2 separate regions of the Mus musculus genome follow, and region 2 is linked to region 1. A link is a loop called in an ENCODE intact Hi-C map of the cell type or tissue named here. Cell type or tissue: left cerebral cortex. All regions are shown on one strand. Links, peaks and the distances in the headings refer to the core of each region. The heading gives the core; the rest is flanking DNA.

The links. Peaks named below come from ENCODE experiments on the same cell type or tissue, not always from the same donor. Only the 100,000 strongest peaks of a DNase experiment are listed, where the experiment ranks them.
Region 2: a loop joins it to region 1, with 1.8 times the contacts of the local background. A loop is called at or near these places in 3 of 42 quality-filtered maps.

What each region holds. Positions count from the first base shown.
Region 1 is chr8:69,380,072-69,390,259 of GRCm38, reverse strand. All of the region lies in intron 1 of Gm10033 (predicted gene 10033), which reads left to right. Among named protein-coding and RNA genes, the nearest start is that of Gm10033, 10 kb to the left of the region's middle. In left cerebral cortex, for the core only: no CTCF peak of the experiment used is centred there; a DNase peak (open chromatin) is centred at 5,699.
Region 2 is chr8:69,299,728-69,309,915 of GRCm38, reverse strand. D130040H23Rik (RIKEN cDNA D130040H23 gene) reads right to left here. Exons shown (of 5, transcript NM_001384124.1): 3 at 9,537-9,663; 4 at 9,095-9,158; 5 at 6,539-7,925. The coding sequence ends at 6,836. Among named protein-coding and RNA genes, the nearest start is that of D130040H23Rik, 34 kb to the right of the region's middle. In left cerebral cortex, for the core only: no CTCF peak of the experiment used is centred there; no DNase peak of the experiment used is centred there.

The sequences.
Region 1 (10,188 bases), core at 2,840-7,839:
TTGAGAATTGTTCTTTTAAAATCTGTAAAGAATTGTGTTGAAATTTTGATGGGACTTGTAATGAATCTGTAGATTGCTTTTGATAAGATGGTCAGTTTTACTATATGAATCCTAAGGATCCTTGGCCTCTTTTTCATTGAATCATTGTTATTGTTTGAATTTGATCTAAATGTGTCTGCAGAACTTCCCAGCTGTCTGGCCAAGGATGGCTCTATTGCACATTGAGTATGAAATGGAAAGTGCACACAAGAGTCCCCATGTCTTGGGAGAGTAACAGGAAGTGCTCTGGGAGACTAGATGATTTTTATACTAAAATACAAATTTTCCAGACTGGGCCTTTGTCATCCTTTAGGGTGAAAGGATAGAACTAGGAAGGTCTGTGTTGTCTGAATCATTTGATCTCTACTCACCCAGTAGGGGAGATGCTGCCTAGCTAGGTGTCTCTAGTTAATGAGAGATTCTGAGAAGGCCTGCCAGAAAGAAACACCAGTGGAAGGTAGCTTGTGGGTTCCTTCCAGTATTCTCCTTTGGTACTGCTGTGGGGAGCTGTGTTGGGGAATATCATCCGTACAATGGTGAGTCTGGGGACCACTCTCCCCAGTTCAGGGGAAATCAAGCTGAGATGTCAGTGCTTGTGAGCCTGGGATGGACAGTGATCCAAACTGTGGTTCTGTTGGTCCATGTGCCAACCTGAGCAGTGGCCCTTGGCATCTGTGCCTCCCTGAGTGTTGATTGCCTATGGAGAAGGAGGCTCTATGACCCTGGCTATGGGATGATGCCGTGCTTGTAAAACCACTATCCTGTGTGCACACATGCGTATTGCTCTTTTGGTGTGTGGTGGGAAGACAGATTAGAAAACTGAAGGTCTGGTTTCTAGAAGTTCAGAATGTTGCATTCCACTTTCAGGTTTGTCTTACAAATTTTACAAATAGTTTAGAAACTGGTAGAAAAGCCATCATGAGGCCATCATTCAGCAACTTGATTAGAATCCTAGGCCTGGAGAGATGGCTTAGTGGTTAAGAGCACTTGATGATCTTCCAAAGGACCAGATTTCAGTTCCCAGGACCCATATCATGTGGCTCACAACTGTTTGCAACTCCACCTCCAGAGGACTGATAATCTGTTCTTACCTCACTGGGTACACTCTCACACACTCTCACACACACTCACACATACACACACACACACACACACACACACACACACACACACACACACACAACATAGTCACAGAGAAATACACACACACAGTTTTTAAAAATCCTAAAATCTTGGTGGTGACTCATGCTTTTAGTCCCAGAACTCAGGAGGCTGAGGCAGGCATATTTCTGAGTTCAAGGCCAATCTTTTATTCTTAGCTAATGTCTATCTTTGATGTTGAAGGGTATTTCTTGTGTACAGCAGAAGGATGGATCCTGGTTTCACATTCATTCTGCTAGTCTGAGTCTTTTATTGGGAAATTGAGGCCATATATGTTGAGAGATATCAATGACACGTGGTTGTCAATTCCTGTTTTTATTGTTGGAAGTGGTAGCTGTGGGGTGTGTGTGGGTATGGGTGTGTGTGTGCTTTCCTTATTTAGGTTTTGCTGATGTGAGATTATTTATTCTCTGTGTTTTCATGGATGGGGTTAACTTCGTTGGTTTGGAGTTTTCATAACACCTTCTATAGGACTGGATTTGTAGATAGATGTTGTTTAAATTAGACATTATTGTGGAATATCTTTTTGTCTCTGTTAAAACGCTTGATTAAAAGTTTTGCTTGGTGTAGTAATCTTGGCTGGCATCTGTGGTCTCCTTAGAGTCTGTAGTATATCTGTCCAAGCCTATTTGTGCTATAGAGTCTCAGTTACGAAGTCATACTTGGTCTCTTCCCCTTGAAGCTTTTTTTTTTAATGATTAAATATTTTCTTTATTTACATTTCAATTTTATCAACTTTCCTCATTTCCCCTCCGAACCCCACCCTAAGCTATCCCACCTTCTCCTGATTACTAACCCACCCACTCCCACTTCCCTGTCCTGGCATTCCCCTACACTAGAGAATTGAGCCTTCACAAGACCAAGGACCTCTCTTCTCATTGATGTCTCACAAGGCCATCCTTCTGCTACATATGTGGCTGAAGCCTTGAGTCCCTCCATATGTATTCTTTGGTTGGTGGTTTTCAGTCCCTGGGAGCTCTGGGGGCTACTGGTTGGTCAATATTATAGTTCCTCCTATGGGGCTACAAACGCCTTCAGCTCCTTGGGACCTTTCTCTAACTCCTCCATTGGGGACCCTGTACTCAGTCCAATGGCTGTGAGCATCCACCTCTGTTCTGTATTTGTTAGGCACTGGCAGAGCCTCTCAGTGGACAACTATATCAGGTTCCTGTCAGGAAGCACTTACTGGCATCCACAATAGTGACTGGGTTTGGTAACTGTATATGGGATGAGTCCTCAGGTGGGACAGTCACTGGATGGCCTTTCCTTCATTTTCTGCTCCAAACTTTGTCTCTGTATCTCCTCCCATGGGTATTTTGAACCCCCTTCTAAGAAGGACGGAAGTATCCACTCTGTGGTCTTCCTTTTTCTTGAGCTTCATTTGACCTGTGAATTGTATCTTGGGTATTCTGAACTTCTGGGCTAATATCCACTTATCAGTGAGTGCATATCATGTGTGGTTTTTTGTGATTGGGTGACCTCACTCAGGATGGTATTTTCTAATTCCATCCATTTGCCTAAGAACTTCATGAGTTCATCGTTTTTAAAAGGTGAGTAGTACTCCATTGTGTAAATGTACCACATTTTCTGTATCCATTCCTCTGTTAAGGGTTCTTTCTAGCTTCTGGCTATTACAAATAAGGCTGCTATGAACATAGTGAAGCATGTGTCCTTATTACATGTTGGAGCATCTTTTGGGTATATGCCCAGTAGTGGTATAGCTGGGTGTTGAGGTTTCCCACTATTATTGTGTGAGGTGCAATATCTGCTTTGAACTTTAGCAAAGGTTCTTTCTTTTCTTTTCTTTTCTTTTTTTGTTTTGTTTTGTTTGTTGTTGGTTTGTTTTGTTTGGTTGGGTTTTTGGGTTTTTGGGGGGTTTTTTGGTTTTTTTGTTTGATTTTTTTTTTTTTTTTTTTTTTTTTTTTTTGGTTTTTCGATACAGAATTTCTCTGTGTAGCTCTGGCTGTCCTGGAACTCACTCTGTAGACCAGGCTGGCCTTGAACTCAGAGATTTGCCTGCCTCTGCCTCCCAGTTAATGGCATGTGTCACCATTGCCCAGCAGCAAAGTTTCTTTTATGAATGTTCATCCCCTTGCATTTGGAGCATAGATGTTCAGAATTGAGAGTTCCTCTTGGTAGATTTTACCTTTGATGGGTATGAAGTGTTCCCCCCCCCCTTATCTTTTTAGATAACTTTAGGTTGAAATTCAATTTTATTTGATATTAGAATGGCTACTCCAGCTTGTTCCTCGGGACCATTTGCTTAGAAAAATTGTTTTCCAGCCTTTTATTCTGAGGTAGTGTCTGTCTTTGTCACTGAGCTGGGCTTCCTGTATGCAGCAAAATGTTGGGTCTTGTTTACTTATCCAGTCTGTTAGTCTATGTGTTTTTTTGAGGAATTGAGTCCATTGATATTAAGAGATATTAAGGAAAGGTGATTGTTGCTTCACGTTATTTTTGTTGTTATAGGTGGAGTTATGTTTATGTGGCTATCTTCTTTTTGGTTTATTAAAAGAAGATTATTTTCTTGCTATTTCTAGGAAGTAGTTTATCCTTTTGTGTTGGAGTTTTCCATTTATTACCCTTTGAGGGGCTGGATTTGTGGAAAGATATTGTGTATATTTGTTTTTGTCATGGAATACCTTGGTTTCTCCATCTATGCTAATTGAGAGTTTTGCTGGATATAGTAACCTGGAATGGCATTTGTGTTCTCTTAGGGTCTGTGTGACATCTGCTCAGGATCTTCTGGCTTTCGTAGTCTCTGATGAGAAGTCTGGTATAATTCGGATAGATTTGCCTTTATATGTTACTTGAACTTTTTCCCTTAATGCTTTTAATATTCTTTCTTTGTTTAGTGTATTTGGTGTTTTGATTATTAAGTGACAGGAAGAATTTCTTTTCTGGTCCAATCTATTTGGAGTTCTGTAGGCTTCTTCTATGTTTATGTGCATCTCTTTCTTTAGGTTAGGGAAGTTTTCTTCTATAATTTTGTTGAAGATATTTACTGGCTGAAGATATTACTGAAGATGGGAATCTTCACTCTCTTCTATATCTATTATCTTTAGGTTTGGTCTTCTCATTGTGTCCTGGATTTCCTGGATGTTTTGGCTTAGGAGCCTTTTGCATTTTGCATTTTCTTTGACTGTTGTTTCAGTGTTCTCTATGGGATCTTCTGCACATGAGATTCTCTCTTCTGTCTCTTGTATTTTGTTGGTGATTCTCACATTTATAACTCCTATAACTTCCTAGATTTTCTAACTCCAGGGTTGTCTCCCTTTGTGATTTCTTTATTGTTTCTTTTTCCATTTCTAGATTCTGGATGGTTTTGCTCAATTCTTTCACCTTTTGGTTGTGTTTACCTGTAATTCTTTAAGGGATTTTTGTGTTTTGTCATTAAGGGCTTTTAGCTGTTTACCAGTATTCTCCTGTATTTCATTAAGGGAGGTATTTATCCTTTTTAAATTCCTCAATCAGCATCATGAGATGTGATTTTAAATCCAAATCTTGCTTTTTGTGTGTGTTGGGTTATCCAGGACTTACTGTTGTGGGAAAACTATGTTCTGATGATGCCATGTAGCTTTGGTTTTTGTTGGTAAAGTTCTTGCACTTTCCTTTCTTCATCTGGCTATCTCTGGTGCTAGTTTGTCTTACTGTCTCTGGCTTGAGCTTGCCCCTCCTGTGGGCTTGTAAGTCAGTGTCAGCACTTCTGGGAGAACAGCTCACCCTGGCAGGGCCCATCACAGAGCGCTGTGGAACAGCCTCAGCTCCTGGGTTCAGATGGAGACAGGAAGGATCCTGTCCCAGCTGCTCCACCTCTCCTGTCCTCTTGAAGCTTTCAATATTCTTTCTTTGTTCTCTGTGTTAGTGTTTTGATTATTATGTGGTGAGGAAATATCTTTTCTGGTTCAATCTGTTTGGTGTTCTGTATGCTTCTTATATATACATTTATAGGCTTCTCTTTCTTTGGTTATGAAAATTTTGTTTAAAATATTTTTCTGTGCCTTTGGGTTGGTATTCTTCCTCTGTTCCTATTATCCTTAGGTTTAGACTTTTCATGGTGTCCCAGATTTTCTGGATTTTTTTTTGGGGGGGGGGTCAGGAATTATTTTAGATTTAATATATTTCTTGACCAGTGTATCTAATCTTTAACATATGAAATCTCTCTTTGGTTTTTTGTGTGCTTTTGATGATGCTTGCAAAAATCTGTTCTCTCAAAAATCTGTATTCTCTTTTGTCTTTAAAAGCAATTAAACCAAACTTTAAAATTCTATCCTATGATTACTTGCTTGTAGGAAGCAGGCAGCTTTTACTGTCTGGCTCTCTGCCTTAGAACAGCCATCCTGTCTCTTTTCACAACAGGGGATCCCAGCATCTTTGACCTCAGGCTTCCCCTATGTTCCTTTAAGTTTCTTGCATGCTGAGCCACCATGTGACTCACTCTCTCTGCTCACTGAGAAACCAATTTTATCTCTTCCTACACTTATATCACTGTGTTTGCTCCATCCAAGAATTCCTAAATTAATAGTGGATTCTCACCTTCCATGTTGTGTGCCATCTGTTGCATGCCTCCCACTCCAAAGCCTTCTCTTTTCCTGCATCCCTTCTCTTCCTCCTTCTCTTCCTCCTCAGACCTGGAAGTCCCACCTTTACTTCACCCAGCTCTCGAGCGCGCCCCCAACTCGCCAGCAAGAACGACGCCACAGCAGGATCCTTCTGCACACGTTTATTCAGTCCTGTTTCTTCTTGTTTATATCTCCCCTGTTTATATCTCTCCCTTGTTTATATCTCCCCCCGAACCCTGGGCCTCTCACTCCTTTTATACTCTCTCTCATCCACGCACCGCAGGCCACACCCCCTCGCCAGTCACGAGGCTTCAGCTAATCAGGGCAGCAGGGACAAATCTCCACCAAATTGGATTCACCTGTATCCTGGTACACCTGCGCAGCACTCAAGATGTTTGTGTCTTATATGAGGAAGTCAGGTGCAAGTCATATGACTTAGCTGCAGTCCCTGGCGCCTTTGGGACTGCCGCCACACCCGCTCCCCACAATTCCCCCTTTTTTCTTTTTTGGCAGAGAGAATGTCTGTAGATAGCCCCCCGCAGCCATGCCCCTTACCCGTCCTTGGGTGACAAACAGCATTGGTTTGATCCCTGTCTTAGGTTGGTGACATGCCCAGGGAGTCTTATCACTGACTACCTCTCTATCATGCCAAGCCACACCTGGGGAGATTGTGTTTTGCTTGCGGCAGGTGCATCAAAAGGCCAGGATGTTAATTAACCTATGGCCAGATCTTAATTGCTGCAAGCAAGCCTCATGGGTGAAGGTAGAGGTCTGATCCCCAGTGTGCAAGCATAGGGGCCCTACACAAAACCATCCCTTAGGCTCATCACCCAGAGAGGTCTTGGCCAGCTCCCGTGTCGTTTTTCCTGGGGGAAGGGAACTAGGACACTGAACCTTCATGCAATCAGACATACCTTCCACAGGATGCCAACAGCAAGCTATCCTCTGTGCAGTGCTTAGCCTCGCAACCCACGGCATAACACAGCATAATTTCTTTTAGAGCGGCAAACCGAATCTGAGGAGATTGTCCCGCCTCCACTGCAGCAAAAGCCTACGCTACCATGGCGAAAGTGCGGGCCGCACACTCTGCACCTAACACATGTGCCAAACACAAAACACACACACACTATAACAAGCATACATCCCAGGGCTCTCTCATCCCTGCTCATCTTCCCTGAAGCAAGGGATAGATGGCCAGCGGGGCTATCTCTTTAAGGGGAATTTAGGGATCAAAAAGCGTGGAAAAATTTGAATGTCATGTCGAGCTGGTATCAGCTTCTGGAATACCGAAAGGATCTCTCATCTTGGCTCCATCCTTTGTATTTGTGGGACCATCCACCACATCCACAGTGGCAACTGGATCAGGAGCCTCATTCTTGCAGCGTCTCACCAATCTCTCCAGCACCCAAAGAGGTTCCATCTGGTCCTGTGGAAACACACAAACAGACCCTCTCGCCCACGTCAATACCAGATCTGGTCGATCCTCTCCAAATCTCCGGACAGAAGGTCCACCTACAGGTGGCTGCTGAGGAGGCATAGGGAGGCGGCACAAAAGCTAATTCGCCTTCCTCCTCCACCTCGGCTCTTTTATTTTGTCCTTTCTGTCCACCTGATAACACTGTGTCTCCTTTCTTTTTCCTTTTTCTTTTTAAGCCCTTCTCTTCCGACATACTTTCTTGTTGCTCTGTAAGGATTTTCTGACCTGTCTTGACTGCCTCTACACACAGTTTCAAACAGTAACAGAGTCCATATATCAGAACAAACAAGACCAAAACTATCAGACCTACCCACAAAGGGTCAATGGGAGAAAAAAGCATAACTACACAGCGAGGATCTATTGATCACTACACTGAGGTTATCATAGTTCCTTAACTTGTCCCCAAACCGGGAACCTTAACTTGTCCCAAAGCCAGGAACCTTAACTTGTCCCAAAGCCATGAACCTTATCTTGTCCCAAAGCCAGGAACCTATCGTTACCTTGTGCCTGCTTCCTGGCAACTTTATACTTGCCTCTATTTTATCCAAGGTCCTTCCCAAACTCCTGGGTTACTTCGTGCCTACTTCCTGGCAACTTTATGCTCACCTCTATTTTATCCGAGGTCCTTCCCAAACTCCTGGGGTCGCAAGTTTCACTCACCGTGAACTTACCCTGCCGGCAACCACTGACTGCTGAAAGTTCTGAACTCGGTGGGGGAGTCGGTTCCCCGTACGGGCCACCAATTGTCGCGTCCGCTCTCAACCAGCAAGAATGATGCGACCACCAGTCCTTCTAACAGCAGTTTATTCAGTCTTCATCTTTCTTCTTTCTCTTCATCAATACCGTTCCCCAGCTGAAGAGTTCTGAATCCACGCCGGATCCTTCTCAACAGTCTGTTTTACAGGAACCTTTATTAACCACTCCTTCCCCGTGATGCAGTTCTGAATCCTCCCTGTAGCAGGGGGTCTTCGCTCGTGCCTGAAGATGTTTCTTGTCCCGGGTTTCGGCACCACTTCTCGAGCGCGCCCCCAACTCGCCAGCAAGAACGACGCCACAGCAGGATCCTTCTGCACACGTTTATTCAGTCCTGTTTCTTCTTGTTTATATCTCCCCTGTTTATATCTCTCCCTTGTTTATATCTCCCCCCGAACCCTGGGCCTCTCACTCCTTTTATACTCTCTCTCATCCACGCACCGCAGGCCACACCCCCTCGCCAGTCAAGAGGCTTCAGCTAATCAGGGCAGCAGGGACAAATCTCCACCAAATTGGATTCACCTGTATCCTGGTACACCTGCGCAGCACTCAAGATGTTTGTGTCTTATATGAGGAAGTCAGGTGCAAGTCATATGACTTAGCTGCAGTCCCTGGCGCCTTTGGGACTGCCGCCACACCCGCTCCCCACACCCAGCAATTGGCTTCTGCCTTCTTTAGTGACCAAACCAAGAACCAATTAGGGAACCAGATTTTAGTATCAGTTCCTTCCCCTAGCAATTGTGTTATCTGGTAAGTTTTAAAATAATAAAGCAGTCTAGAGTGGGTTTTTTTTTTCTTTTTTTTCCTTTGAATTTTTTGAGACAGGGTTTCTCTGTGTATCCTTGGCTGTCCTGGAACTCACTCTATAGACCAGGCTGGCCTCCAACTCAGAAATTCACCTGCCTCTGCCTCCCAAGTGCTGGGATTAAAGGCATGCCCACCATGCCCTGCTGAGTTTTTCTTAAGGTGGGCAGGAGAAGACTGGGTGGCTTGGCAAAGCTAGCTGGGAGGAAGAGATAGCCAGTGCCAGGCTGGAGGAAGCATGGTCTCTGAGCTAAGCTGGGACCACAGCTCTGGGAAAAGGAGGAAGCATGCATTTTAAAAATTATGTGCAACAATGGCTGGTGACATATTTCTCTGGCTGTTAATTGTATTGTTACACTGATATTTAGGCATCTGGGTTTTTGGGTGATTATTGATTTAGGTGTTCATTTAAGGATTTTTTTCAGTGTTGGATAGGTATTTTATCTGTTTCTCTTGTTCTCTGACCTATGTGGTCTATATTTGAGCATGAGGTTTTGACCCAAGTTGAGGACAGGAGTTCTGTGTGGCCTCTAGTCCAAAAGGGTATCTCCCACCTGTGTTAGAGTCTGGACATTTCAGGACTCAGGTTCAGCAAGTACTGTCTGTCCAAGTTAAGGGCCCTGAGGTGGTGGAACAGGGGGCAGAGGTATGGGGTTAGGGTGGGTAGGCTGTCTGGTTTTCTAGCAGCTGAAGACTGTGGTTAGGAAGAGAGTTGGTGAAGTCTTCAAGGGGATGGCTAACCTTTATTTAACGAAGAATCATCAGAAGTTGAGTAATATTGATCAAAGTCATTTTTCCTGCATGAGTTTCCTTAGTTCTTTTAATTAAAACTTGACTGTATTTTTCTGCTTTTGTTCATGGCTTTTTCTCTCCATCCTTTTATTCTTTCACAAATATTGTATAATTCTTGATTGTTGTATCTCTGTCATAAGTATAGAAATCACATTGATACAATGTGTATACTATTTCTTTATAAGCATATTGAGCATTATGTTTTCTACTTTGCATGTAGCTTTGACATCAGCTTTCTTACTACAAGTTGTTTGGAATTTCTTTGTATTGTATTCAATTTATGTGGTAAATATGCTACATCTTAATCATGATGTCATTAATAAAATATAACCAAGGATTGTTTATTTACTTCTTTCTTTATTTAGGTTTGTTATTGTTATTCACTTATGAAAGACATTTAGTTTATTGGATATAATATACTGTAGGGTTTGGGTAAGTTTCTCAGCACTTATTCTTGTTGGGAGTGACCTGAGTTCAGATTTCAACATCTGAATTGGGAAGCTAATAACTACCTACTCCTCCAGATCCAAGGGATCTTACACTCTTTTTCTCTGATGTGTCACCTGTGAACACACAGCTGACACACACAAACATACACAT
Region 2 (10,188 bases), core at 2,785-7,784, 80 kb after region 1:
CTCCCCAGAGACTATGAAAGCCAGAAGGATCCTGGGCAGATGTCATACAGACCCTAAGACAGAACAAATGCCAGCCCAGGTTACTGTTCCCATCAAAATTCTCAATTACCATAGATGGAGAAACCAAGATAATCCATGACAAAAAAAATGCACAATATCTTTCCACAAATCCAGCCCTTCAAATAATAATAAAGGGAAAAGTACAACACAAGGAGGGAAACTATGCCCTAGAAAAAGCAAGAAAGTAATCCTTCAGCAAACCTAAAGAAAGAGAGTCACATGAACAAAAATTCCAACTCTAACTACAAAAATATCAGGAAGCAACAATTACTTTTCCTTAATATCTCTTAATATCAATGAACTAAATTCCCCAATTAAAAAAATAGACTAACAGACTGGTTACATAAACATTTTGCTGCATACAGAAAACCCAGCTCAGTGACAAAGACAGACACTACCTCAGAGTAAAAGGCTGGAAAACAATTTTCCAAGCAAAGAGTCCCAAGAAACAAGCTGGAGTAGCCATTCTAATATCAAATAAAATCGACATTCATACTAAAGATATCCACAAAAAGGTAAGGAGGGACACTTCATACTCATAAAAGGTAAAATTTACCAAGGTGAACTCTCGATTCTGAATATCTATGCTCCAAATGCAAGGGCATTCGCATTCATGAAAGGAACTTTAGTAAAGCTCAAAACACACATTGCATCACAAACAATAATAGTGGGAGACTTGAACATACCACTCTCATCAATGGACAGATCTGGGAAACAGAAACTAAACAGAGACACAGTGAAACTAACATAAGTTATGAAACAAATGGATTTAATTAATATCTACAGAACATTTTATCCTAAAACAAAAGGATATACCCTTTTCTCAGCACCTCATGGTATCTTCTCCAAAATTGACCATATAATTGTTCACAAAACAGGCCTTAACAGATACAAAAATATTGAAATAATACCATGCATCCTATCAGATCACCATGGACTTAGGCTGATCTTCAATAACAACATAAATAATAGAAAGCACATATACATATGGAAAGTTAACAACACTCTACTCAATAACTTGGTAATGGAAGAAATAAAGACATTAAAGATTTTTTAGACTTTTATGAAAATGAAGCCACAACATATCCAAACTTATGGGACACAATGAAAGCAGTCCTAAGAGGAAACCTCATAGCTCTGAGTGCCTCCAAAAACAATCTGGAGAGAGCATACATGAGCAGCTTGACAGCACACCTAAAAGCCCTAGAACAAAAGTAAGCAATTTTACCCAAGAGGAGTAGATGGCAGGAAATAATCAAATTCAGGGATGAAATCAACCAAATAGAAAAAAAAAAAAGAACAATACAAAGAATTAACCAAACCAGGAGCTGGTTCTTTGAGAAAATCAACAAAATAGATAAATCCTTAGCCAAACTAACTAGAGGGCACAAGGACAATGTACTAATTAACAAAATCAGAAATAGAAAGGGAGACATAACAACAGAATCTGAAGAAATCTAAAAAAGTCATCAGATCCTACTACAAAAGCCTATACTTAACACAACTGGAAAACCTGGATGAAATAGAAAATTTTCTATACGATACCACTTACCAAAGTTAAAACAGGATCAGATTAACAGCCTAAACAGTCCCATGTCCCCTAGATAAATAGAAACAGTCATTAATAGTCTCCCAACTAAAAAAAAATGCAGTACATGATGGATTTAATGCAGAGTTCTATCAGACTTTTAAAGAAGACCTAATTCCAATACTCTTCAAACTATTCCACAAAATAGAAACACAAGGTACTCCACCCAATTCCGTTCTATGAAGCCACAATTATTCTGATACCTAAACCATACAAAGGCCCAACAAAGAAAGAGAACTTCACATCAATTTCTCTTATGAATATCGATGCAAAAATACTCAATAAAATTCTCGCAAATTGATTCCAAAAACACATCAAAATGATCATCCATCATGATCAAGTAGGCTTCATTCCAGGGATGCAGGGAAGGTTCAATATATGGAAATCCATCAATGTAATCCACTATATAAACAAACTCAAAGAAAAAAAAACCACATGATTATTTCATTAGATGCTGAGAAAGCATTTGACAAAATCCAACACCCCTTCACAATAAAGTCTTGGAAAGATCAGGACTTCAAGGCCCATACCTAAACATAATAAAAGCAATATACACCAAACCGGTAGCCAACTTCAAACTAAATGGAGAGAAACTTGAAGCAATCCAACTAAAATCAGGGACTAGACAAGGCTGCCCACTCCCTCCCTACCTATTCAATATAGTACTTGAAGTCCTAGCCAGAGCAATTAGAAAATAAAAGGGGGTCAAAAAAAAATACTAACTGGAAGGGAAGAAGTCACAATATCACTATTTGCATATGATGATAGTACATATAAGTGATATCCTTTAAATTAGCCACAAATACTGAAAATTTAGTGTAACTCTAATCAAGCAAGTGAAAGATCTATATGAAAAGAACTTGAAGTTGCTGAAGGAAGAAATACAGGAAAATATCAAAAGATGGTAGATCTCTTATGCTCATAGATCAGTAGGATTATCATAGTGAAAATAGCCATCTTCCCAAAAGCAATCTTACAGATTCAATTCAATTTCCATCAAAATTCCAATAGAATTCTTTACAGACCTTAAAAAATCAATTCTTATCTTCATACAGAAGAACAAAATACCCAGGATAGCTGAAATAATCCTGAAAAATAAAAGAATATCTGTGGGTATCACCATTCCTGACCTCAAGCTCTACTACAAAGCAATAGTAATAAAAACTGTATGATACTGGTACAGGAACAGACAGGTTGATCAATGGAATTGAATCAAAGATCCTGAAATAAACCTACATACCTATGGACATTTGATTTTTATTATTATTTTTTTTTTTACAAAGAAGGTAAACCATACCATGGAAAAAAGAAAACACCATTAACAAATGGTGCTGGTCTAACTGGATATCAGCATGTAGAAGAATGAAAATAGATCAATATGTATCACCCGGCACAAAACTCAAGTCCAAGTGGATGAAAGACCTCAATGTGAAACCAAATACACTAAATCTAATATAACAGAAAGTGGGAAATAGCCTTCAACTCATTGATACAGGAGACAACTACCAGAACTCAGGCTCCTAGATCAACAATTGGTAAGTGAGACCTCATAAAACTGAAAAGCTTCTGTAAGGCAAAAGACACAGTCAATAGGACAAAACAGCAGTCTACAGATCTGGAAAGGATGTTCACAACCCTTACATCTGAAAGAGGGTATCCATAATTATAAAAAACTGAAAAGTTAGACACCATTGAACCAAATAACCAATTTTTTAAAAAGTGGGGTACAAAGCTAAGTACAGAATTCTCAACAGGGGAATCCAGAATGGCTGACAAGCGCTTAAAGGACCTTAGTCATCAGGGAAATGCAAATCAAAACAACCCTAAGATTCCCTTCTTACACCCATCCGAATGGCTAAGATCAAAAACTCAAGGAGCAGCACGTTCTGGGGAAGATGTGGAGCCACTGCTGGTGGGAGTATAAACATGCGTAACCAAACTTTGTACAGCCAATCAACTTGGCAGTTTCTCAGAAAATTGAGAATAGCTCTCTTTCAAGACCTATATATACCACTTCTGAGCATATATCCAAAAGATAACCCACGATATCACAGGGACAATTGCTCAACTCTATTCACAGCAGCTTTATTCATAAGAGCCAGAAATGAGAAACAACCTAGATGTCCCTCAACTGAAGAATGGATAAAGAAAGTGTGGTACCTCTACACAATGGAATACCATTCAGCTTTTAAAACCAAAGATTCTTGAATTTTCCAGGCAAATGGATGGAACTTGAGAAATTCATCCTGAGTGAGGTAACCCAGATCCAGAAAGGCACATATGGTATGTGCTAACTTTTAACTGGACATAAGACATGAAGTGCAGGATAAGTATGCTACAATCCACAAACCCAATGAAATTGGGTAAAATGAGGACCCAGGGTGGACATATGAACCTACCTCCAAAGGGAAACTAAATAGTCATCTGAGTTGGATGGAGAGAGGGAACTGGGTAGGAGATAAGAGGAGGACGGGAACAGGGAAGGTGATCAGGAAGGTAAGAAGTGGGGTAAGAGACTGGGAGTGAGAATGGCGATCATGGCAGGGCATCTCTGGTAAGTAGCTGGAGGCTTGGGATAAGAGAGGTTAAGGGGATGACCCTAGCTTAGATTCCTACCATAGGGAGACTGAAATGACCACCTCCTATAGTCAGGCAGGATTTCCAGAGGAAGGATTGGGAACATCAATCCCCCTACAAAACCTCCAACTGAAAATTTGTCTGGCCTGTAAGATGTTCAAGGATAGAGATGGAGCAGAGACTGGGTGAACAGCCAACCAACAATTGCCCCAACTTGAGACCCATCCCATGTGAGAGAGCTCACCCCTGACACTATTAATGATACTCTGCTATGCTTGCAAACAGGAACCTAGCATAAATGTCTCCGGAGAGGCTTCATCCAGCAGCAAATGGAGGCAGATGCAGACCCACAGCCAAACATTAGGTAGATCCCTGAGTCTTACAGTAGAGTGAAGGATAGAAGTAAGTAAGTTGGAGGGGTCAAAAAAGACCCACAGAGTCATCTAACCTGGGACCATGGAGGCTCGCAGAGCCTGTGCTACTAACCAGGAAACATGCAGGAGCTGGAACTAGATCTCCTACACATTTGTAGCAAATGTATTCCTTGGTGTTAGTGTGGTCCCCCTAAAAAGAGGAACGGGGCTCTCAGTCTCTGTTCCTTGCTTCTGTATCCTCTTTTCCCCTACTTGGATTGCTTGATTGGGCCTCTGTGGGAGAGTTTGTGCCTAAACCTGCTAGGACTAGATGCCCTAGGATGGGATGATACCCTCTTCTCTGAAAAGAAGGGGAGAAGGTCAATGGAGGGAGAGATTTGTAAGGTGGGGCTGGGAAGAAAGGAAGGAGGGAGGCTATGACTGGGACCTAACGCGAATTAAATAAATAATACATAATAAATACATACATACATACATACATACATACATACATACATACATACATACATACATATATACAGGCATGTTGACAAAATAGAACACATTGAGGGTATAACAACCATCCTTGGGCTTGTGCTCAGGAGGCTGTCACATGAGAACCATGAGTTCCAATGTAGATCTGACTTACTGCTGACACCCAAGCAAAGTTGGATTTAAAAAAAAAAAAAACACAACCTCAGGGAAATTTGTGTAAATATGAAAACCAAAACCAGTAACAACAAATTACCTCCCTTTTATAGATACCCTGACTTGGAGACTATGATCACACACTGCCTGACATTTAAGTAAGCAATGGACCACTCAGAGGGTGGGCACCCCATTCTATACATTTCAGCAGAAAAATACCCATCACCGAGTGAAACTGCAGTTATAGATGATCGGAAGCCACAGAAGGAATATAGGAACCACCAAATAAACTTCAGCAAATGGATCTGCCACGCATACAGCATACTTTCAATATCCAATTCAAAAGATTCAAAATATAAATCACAATTGGTGAGCTCCACCATGGCATTTGAATAAATGTAGTAAATAATTACTTCCTTCAAATCTATGAAACAGAGAAGAAAGAAGGTCTTTCTCATGAAACCGAAGACAATTATTTTCACGAGTAGGATTTGTCTCTTTTATGAGTTATTTCCTATTTTCTGCCATCATATATATATATATATATACAATCTAGAAAAGATTGACAGGGCTGGGGCATGAACAAGCAGTTAAACGAGTTCATTCCGATGACCAAGGTCATTTTTTTTGACAACTTCCTGTACTACCTGCCACAGGAAGATACAGACTCTAACTTTCTTGGTCAGTGGCATGCACACGCACATACCCACACAAAGACACAGTGACGGCCCATAGTTAAAATTAAGACAAAGTGTTAAGGAAACAATTTTCACTCATGACTTCTCCCGTGTAACCACTCATTTCTGCAACCCAAATGTTTAGGCATCTAAAGGCTTACCTACAGGGATTTTCTTCCCTGTGGATTGGTTACCCTAATAAAAAGCAAGCATGTAGACTTAAAGTCAGAGAATCAACACCCCACAGTTGGGGGTGTCATTTGGGAAGATTTAGTAAATGCCACCCTTCTGGAGGAAACATGTCACTGGGGGATGGGCTTTGAGAGCTTAAATCCTCACACGCCTTCCAGCTCCTCCTGTCTGCTTCATGCTTCAAGTTGAAGAGGTGAACTTTTAACTTCACACCTTAGCTGCCACGCCTGGCGCTCATTGCCCTGGCTCTTTGATGGTGATCCCACATCCGTCTGGAACCATAAACTAAATTAATGGTTTTTTTTATAAACTGCCTTAGACATTGTGTTTTCTCATAGCTCAGAAAATTTACTAAAACACATCCATAAAGTTTCATATCTGGCATCCATAAAGTTTCATATCTGGATGAGCTATTTCATGTCATCAAAAAGAAGTGTGAGACCTAAATTGGATATCTTTTAATTTACATCCATACGGCTTTTGTCCATAAGAGTTTGTAGATACAAAGTAAAGACAGGCAAACGCCTTGAAAATATTGTGGACACATCTCAGATTATTTTCTCCCTAGTAAATAATATTCTGTCCCGGATGGAAGTGTGTTGGCTACAGATCTCACTAAACACTTTATAGTCAGAGATTCCTTTCAGTATGAGTTCTTTCATGTCCTCAAAGACAACTGTGACATGACTTTAAAATCCTGATTATATTCTGTAGAATATATTCTTTTGTGTTTTATGTTTTCAGAGATAACTGTGATGTACAAAGGCGTTACCATATTGCTTACATAATTCATAGAGTTTCTCTTCAATATGATTTTTTTCATGATTTTGAAGACTGCTGTGACATGCAAAGGCTTTACCACATTGACTACACTCATAGGGTTTCTCTCCAGTATGAACTCTTTCATGCCTTTGAAGATGACTGTGACATGCAAAGGCTTTACCGCATTCCTTACATTTGTAGGGGTTCTCTCCAGTATGTGTTCTTTTATGGTTTCGGAGATAATTGTGATGTGCAAAGGTCTTACCACATTGACAACATTCATAAGGTTTCTCTCCAGTATGAATTCTTTCATGAATTTGAAGACTTCTGTGACATGCAAAAGTTTTACCACATTGATTGCATTGATAAGGTTTCTCTCCAGTGTGTGTTCTTTTATGTTTTTGGAGATAACTGTGATGTGCAAAGGCTTTACCACATTGGTTGCATTGATAAGGTTTCTCTCCAGTGTGTGTTCTTTGATGTTTTTCAAGATAACTGTGATGAGCAAAGGCTTTACCACATTGATTACATTTGTAGGGCTTCTCTCCAGTATGTGTTCTTTTATGTCTTTGGAGATGAGTTTGTTGTGAAAAGACTTTATCACATTGATTACATTTGTAGGGTTTCTCTCCAGTATGTGTTCTTCTATGGATTTGGAGATGACTTTGTTGTGAAAAGTCTTTATTACATTGATTACATTTGTAGGGCTTCTCTCCAGTATGTGTTCTTTTATGTTTCTGGAGATGGCTCTGTTGTGAAAAGGCTTTAGCACACTGATTACATTCATAGGGCTTCTCTCCAGTATGTATTCTTTTATGTATCTGGAGGTGACTCTGTTGTGAAAAGGCTTTACCACATTCAATACATTTGTATGGTTTCTCTCCAGTATGATGCTTTTCATGATTTGAAAGACTACTGTGACATATAAAGGCTTTACCACATTGATTACATTCATAGGGTTTCTTTCCAGTAAGAATTCTTTCATGCCCTTGAAGATGACTGTGTTGTGCAAAGGCTTTACCACACTGAGTATATTCATAGGGTTTCTCTCCAGGACCTCTTTCATGCCTGCAAAGATAAATGGCATGTGTAACATTTTAATACATTGATTACGGTGGATCTTTTTATCTGTGTGATCTAGCTTTATAGTTTAGTCTAATTTACTGTAAAAAGGAATCAGATCTTAAGGTTTTACCAAATTGTTTACATTCATAGGGTTCCTATGCACTATAGGTTTTTATGTGTGTTTAATGATACCTGTGATGCATAGTCTTTAGTACATGGTTCACGTTTATAACATCCTTTTTCACGTGAGTTTTTCCACATCTTTGAAGACAACTGAACTCAGAGAAGAAGAACTCAGAGATTTACCACAGTGGTTGCATTCATAACATTTTCCTATAACGTGAGTCATACTATCTTTGCAAAATAAGCCAAGACAAACAGAAGAATTTCCATATTCCTTCTCCTCCCAGGGCTTTTCTGCATTTGAGCTTGTTAACGTATTGCCAATAAAATTTGAAACACAAATTAATTGTCTACTTATATCACATTCACAAAGTCTACTCAAAATAGGGACCACTACATGGCTTCTCATTGCTCTGGGACCAAGAGAGGTACATTTTCTTCTTTCCATATCCCTTATGCTCACATGGCTTTTATCTAATGTAACATACGATATGCCTATTAAAGCAAGATTTTAAAACTGAAAGGTTTCCACAGTGAATTCATACAGTTTATGTTTTTGTTCATCATAGAGATATAATATAAGGATTAAGGATTCTCCACAACAAACTTCTTGACTCTCATAAACTGCCCCTCTCACTAAATGTTGATAGGTCATTATGAGTAATATGAGTAACACAAGCTATGGTCTATTTGCTTATTAGAAGGTTTTAGACATATACGTATCATCTAATCTATGTGTATATCTTTTGAGATATCTAAATGGTATCAAACTAAACAGCTTGGCAGCTCTACGGCCTAGCTCTCACAGGACTCTGACTGAAATGGTGATAGTGCCTAAGGCCTGGCTTCCTTGTCTTTTTTCTTAGAGGAATGCCATGTAAACATGGATCAGCTTGCTGACACCGAGGTACATGGTGTTGCGAGAATTTCCTAATTATCAATACACTTAAAGTTCTGCTTATTTACCCTGTTGCTTTTCCTTCAAGTTTCCAGGACATATTTAAATCTCTTCAGAGACATATTTGTAGCAGCTTATATATGAAACTTACCTTCTATGTATTCTAGAATTTTGACAAAAATGTTCTTCAATATCATTGTCTTTCCATTTGTAACCTAGAATATATTAACAGAAAATGTATAATTTATATTGCAATTTATAAAATTTACTATCCTCAGTGAACCTTATAACTATGACTGATTACTACATGCTTTCTCTTTCAAAATCAAATTACAGAAGAGCATCAATAACTGAGAAGCTCTTTTCCATATATATATATATATTGTTGTTGTTGTTGTTGTTTTTTGTTTTTTGAGACAGGGTTTCTCTTTATAGCCCTGGCTGTTCTGGAACTCGCTTTGTAGACCAGGCTGGCCTCGAACTCAGAAATCCGCCTGCCTCTGCCTCCCAAGTGCTGGGATTAAAGGCGTGCACCACCACGCCAGGCTCTTTTCCCTATATTTTAAAAAGTAAAATAATATTCACAGTCTTACCTATAGCAGTGAGGTTGCTGTAGGTCTCCAGCATCACATCTCTGTAGAGACTCTTCTGGGAAGCATCCAGCAAGACCCACTCTTCCCCAGTGAAGTTTACATGCACATCATCGTAGGTTACTGAATCCTAAAATATGCCACACTTGTGAACAACAGAAAGCATAATACTGGCAACATTGTAAAAAACACATTGCTTGTAAATGTACTTCTGTGACAATAGATTCATATAATGCTGATGATTTCCATGACACTAAAGTTCAAGTGTAATAGCCAAATCACTTTAGAAGGAAACAGAAAAGAAGGTTCACCTCTGTAACTTCTGGGCCCTGTAAATAGAAATGCCTGTTAGCAAACATACAGACAGAAACAAACAGGTTAACAGTACTGAGTACACATCAGAGAAATTGTATGAACAATTACTAACTACAAAACAAGGTAGGAAAGCTGGGTGTATGGACTCATGCCCTTAAGCATAGCACTCAGGAGTCACAAGCAAGTGAATGTCATGAGTTAGAGGCCAGCCTGTGCTACATAATGAGTTATAGGACAGCATCAAGTAAATATTAAGACGCTGTTACACACATTCCAAAAAGCCCAAACAGCTAATCAATCAAATAAACAAAAAATGACAGATAAAACTCCCAAGGTATCA